Linked DNA regions of Homo sapiens: region 1 is linked to region 2. The links are chromatin loops, found by intact Hi-C in ENCODE. Cell type or tissue: A673. All regions are shown on one strand.

What was found. Hi-C counts contacts between places; a loop is a spot of excess contacts. Peaks named below come from ENCODE experiments on the same cell type or tissue, not always from the same donor. Only the 100,000 strongest peaks of a DNase experiment are listed, where the experiment ranks them.
Region 1: a loop joins it to region 2, with 4 times the contacts of the local background. A loop is called at or near these places in 5 of 110 quality-filtered maps.

Annotation. Positions count from the first base shown.
Region 1 is chr4:113,277,108-113,279,607 of GRCh38, reverse strand. It overlaps ANK2 (ankyrin 2), which reads right to left. Exons shown (of 46, transcript NM_001148.6): 16 at 1,673-1,771; 17 at 1,050-1,148. Among named protein-coding and RNA genes, the nearest start is that of MIR8082, 130 kb to the right of the region's middle. RefSeq lists a silencer at 1,031-1,205. In A673, a CTCF peak has its summit at 1,110 (motif pointing left); a DNase peak (open chromatin) is centred at 1,087.
Region 2 is chr4:113,754,772-113,757,271 of GRCh38, reverse strand. All of the region lies in intron 2 of CAMK2D (calcium/calmodulin dependent protein kinase II delta), which reads left to right. Among named protein-coding and RNA genes, the nearest start is that of CAMK2D, 5.7 kb to the left of the region's middle. In A673, no CTCF peak of the experiment used is centred here; a DNase peak (open chromatin) is centred at 1,071; H3K27ac peaks cover 775 bases.

The sequences.
Region 1 (2,500 bases), 480 kb after region 2:
GTATATATGTATATATTTGTATAACAGAAGTGGAATAAATCTCCCTCTATTGCTTTGGGGCACAAAGGACCTAGTGGTTAAGAGCACCGGCTCTAAAGTCAGTCTGCCTGAGGTCAAACACAGGTACAAGCTCTAACACTTATTATTCATATGACTTTGGAAAATTAACCTACTTAAATCTCACCTTCTCATCTGCAAAACGGAGATCATTAGAATACCAGTCTCATGGGGTTATTATGAGATATTGCCTGTAAAGTGCTCGGCATAGTGTTTGGCAAATAAATGGTGGCAGTTTTTTTATTATATTGTCTAATATAGCATAAATATTTTCCCATTACAATCAATATTTTTTAAATAAACCCTGATGTGTTCTCAAAATAGCTGTGCTTAATTAATGAACGAAAGACGCAATGAGGACTTTATGCATTATACGACATTCATATATATTTTCAGTGTAATAAGGGGCCAACTAGAATGGTGGGAAATGCCCTGTCCGTAAGTACAAGTCTTAGTTGGAGCTGTTTCGGAATTTGGTGCTAGATATACACCAAAAAGGCATCCTCCCACCACCTCTGAATCTAGGGACTTAGAGGGATCCATGCTACAGTTAACACAGGTAAAACATTAAAAAAAAAGACAAAGAAACAAATAGAAGTTTGAAGTCGGAAAGAATGAGAGTATAAAAGGACATTTTCATCATAGCATTTGGTTTATAGGAGAGAAGAGAAAATATGTTAATGACTTTATTTCTCAGTTCTCAAAATTCAGACTTCATTCTCTAACACACAGAATGTTAGCAATAAGATTCATCTCTACTGGTTTATAGGCACATCCCCTTAATATTTGCTGACTCTTAAAAAATCTTAAAAAAGATTTTCAAGACGCAACTGGCAGAAATACAAGGGAAAAAAAAGGGTGTCAATACCAAAAGCTACTATCGCTAGGACTAGTCGCAGTTATACTATACCATGTGTTTAAAAGACAATTCTCATGTGTTTTCAGGCGATAGTTACACCCTATGCCTGTAAATCCTTTTCTGTGGTCCTCACCTTGGCAGTGGCATGAGGGGAAGCACCCTTCTCCAGTAACAGCAGCGCCACCTTCTGGTTGTCATAATGAGCAGCAACATGGAGCGGGGTAAGGCCGTTCTGTAAAGGGTGTGTTTAAGTTTCAGCATTAATAAATTAGGGTTAGCTGCCCTGAAGCTACCAGGATGCCTGGAAACTGATATTGATTAAATTCATGTTAATGAATTAATATAGTCAATAGAAAAAAGAACGAAAATAAACAAATCCCTAATAATTTTCATATTAAAAACATAACTAAAATTGAAAATGAGCATACCACCAGCAAAGGGGATCTTGAGGGTCACAATGTAAAAAGGTCTAAACTGCTATGTAAGAAATACTACATTAACATTGCAGGGATTCTTCTTAATATAGAGACTTTCTGGGGCTGTTGTGACAAGACTTTGAGGCACAGCTCAAAATGCTTTCTGAATCAGTGTGTATGTACCTGGACGGTCATGGAAGACATCGCCACCATGTCTATTTGGGATAGTTTCATCAGTTGCTCTCACATTCCTTTCAGAGAAGTGAGAAAAATGTCTTTACAGATCTCCTAATCTATCACCTTCACTGTTACATAATTATAACGTATAGAAAATCTTTACCTTCCCTGCAGAATCTGCGGCAGCACGGCGTTGCAAGAGAAGTTTTGCCACATCCAGGCTTCCATACTTGGCTGCTACATGCAGGGGAGTAAAACCCTTCTGAAAATGTGAGAAACAAAAGTAAAATCGTATTTATTGTTGTAACTCCTCAAAAAATCTTTTTATTTGTTAACATATTGAGCAAAGTATACTGATTCTTCATTTGGAAAAAATACTGGTAGCATTAAATCTGTTAGCCATGAACAAGGACAAAGAAAAAGAATACAATTTAACATACAAAAGTTTGGCTTGATAGACTGAATAAAAGAAATTTTATTTTAAGGGCTTGGAGACTGAAATCTGACTTTATAGGTTTGGGATTTTTAAAAGCCACTAGTGTCAGTAAACTGGCTCCAATTTGTGAATGGGGAAAAAAAGCCTTTTCTTGCCTCTAAAATTAATAGAATTGAAACAACAGCTGCCTTCTCTCCAACCCTCCTTCTCTTTCTTTCAATCCTTTTTATAACACCTGAATTCCAAATTCATTTAAATTTTAGGATATTTTGGCAGCCATAGTAAAAACAAGTATTCGTGAATTAGTTGACATATTTTCTGCAGAAATGGCAAGATAAATGGTCTATAGAACAAAAAACATGTACTATTAAAAAGCAACTCCCATCCTGACTTGTCCCCTTTCCCAAAAGACTCACACTGTCTAAAAGACCAATTGCTTTTGTAAAATACGTTCTACTTCTGGCATGATGTTGGGCTGATTAACACCAGACTTTTAAACACACTGAAGCTTTAGAGCTTTTTTTAGAGGGCTGCTCTCCTACACATGTTGATATG
Region 2 (2,500 bases):
ATCTGCTATTATTATCTAATAAAATTGTCATAATGATCAAATTAGATTACTTTTATGAAAGAACTTATAAATCCAGTGGCAGCCTTGATTTAGCTGTGAGAACTACGTTTGAATCTTTGCTCTACTACTTAGGCATAAATTTCGTTTAGTCTCTTTCCTTTTCTGGATATCAGGTTCTTCATCAGTAAAATGGGAAATCATACTCATGGAGTCTCATGGGGTGTTCTGAGGATTCAGGGAATTCAATGAGAATCATTTCTTAAACTGCAAAGTATTGTGTCAATTTTACCTCTTATTATTGTTCTCCTGAAAAATTACAGAACTTTTCCTTCAAAATGGTCAACAATTTTATTTTATATTGTCACACTAATCAGAACTGGTTGTAGAATATTTGTGCCTTTGAATGAATACGTTTGTTTAACTTGTACTCATATTGAATTATAAACTCTTGAAGAAGAAAATACCATGCTTTCATTTTTTGATACAACATTCCACAGAATTGAGAGCATAGAAGGGGCTCAGTACAGAGTAACAAGAATCAAATGTGGTTGTTAAATGACTTGTAAGAGTTAAGTACTTAATTTACTCCTAACAACAAGCAAATACTGAAAATAAATCCGTGAAGTAGTATATTAAGAGGATATGTCTTAACCTATGAAGTCTTTTAATAACACTCATTTCAGAGAAGATGATACAAATCATTTTTGCAGAAAAATTTTTAAAATAATGAATACGTTCAAAGGCAAATGTAGAAAGAATTGCAAAATAGTATGCTTGTTTTTTCTAAGGTACTGATTTTTGAGAGTTGCATATGGAAGCTTTTGTGGAGCATACTTTTTTTGTGCAAATTTTTGTTTGTATTTGAAATTCCATGACTCTGTATACCCAAGCCTTTAGTCTATTTGTTTTAAAGACCAGGCAGGTCCTCCAACTCCACTAATGTTCTTTAAATGTAACATTACAGCTGAAAAAGAAAGGGCTATTGTTAATAAATCTAAGACCATGAGGGAATTGCCAAAGATTTGGCTACATTCCTGCATAAATTTGCACATCCAACTATACTATCAACCAGGCATTTTTCTGTGCCTAGATTTTAATGGATTTCCAGCAGACAGTTTCAGTTGTATTTCCTCTCAGCTGTTAGTCATACATACCATATTTGGGGAACTCTGAGTCAATTGAAGAATTTCTTACCTTTTGTGTTAGCATGTGCGTGCATAGAACATTCATTATACTGAGCATGTAGATGGGTACACTCATATATAATTTGGCTTATTTTGAAAATAAGTAGTATGGAAGCATCTCAAGCATCTTATATTTTATATGTAATTTCTATCTTCTAAAAAGTTTTTGTTAGATGGGCATTGAGGGCATGCTTAGTAAATGTTGAATAGTGATAATAGAATTTTTGCCTTATATTTTCATGAGAATTAGAAATTACGCCATTTTAATCCCAAGCACAGTTAGATTAGTACTTAACAAAAGCCAATTTTTTTCTGCTGCTTTGATATTCTGTTTATTTATACATGTTTAGAACTGTACACTGTTGTCAAATTATATAAAGTCCAAGAAGAGCTGTGACTGCAGTTCAGAATCCAGTGGACTGATGGTTCTGATGGCAGATAATTTAGAAATAGTACCTGTGATTTATTTTGCATTTCAAAGCCTCGTGGTGGTAAAATATTTTATGTGGAAGTAATGGCTTCTTGACATTCATCTCCCAGTGTATTTCTTGATCGTTAGAAACCATTTGACTATTACATAGATTCTGATGTGTCACAGTCACTGTTTTTGTAAAATATAATACATTATAGTATAGGGTTAAAAAATAAGTTATTACAACTGTATTTTACCTCTACTCCATTGCTAAAGTTAAAAGGGATTTCATTTTATATTTCTGTAAAACTTCAGGCTTAATCAGTTAAGTCATTTTGATATTCTTTGATTTTACTAGTTTTATTAATTCCTAAATTGGTGATATTAGTAGTACATGAATCAGGACTTTATAAAACTACTTGACCATGTATGCAAAATTAGGCCTCATCTATAAAATCTAAATGTTTTGTGTGTGTGTGTGTGTGTGTGTGTGTGTGTGTGTATCCCTAAGTAACCTTTTTTGATGTTGTAAAAGGGATGTTAAAAACTAATTCTTGCTACTTTTCTTTTATTTTTGGCTTCCAGGCAGTCAAGAAAGTACTGTAATTTCTCAACTTCATGGTTACTTGTCTTGAATTGGAAGTAGAACTGAGACTATGTAGATGGATTAAGTTCTGATTATACATTATTGATTTGGCAAATTGGAACAATTTGGACAAATTAAAATTTGAAGGTTTCTTGGCAAGAACAACATTTTAAGAAAAAAATTAGTAAATCATTTTTATATTTGTACATAGAATCTCCACAACTCTTCAGTTATGGACCCAGAAGTGGCATGTGTCATCCTTATTATTTTGTATCCTTTACTTACGTTTAGTTGTATTTACATTCTTCTATAGGTCTT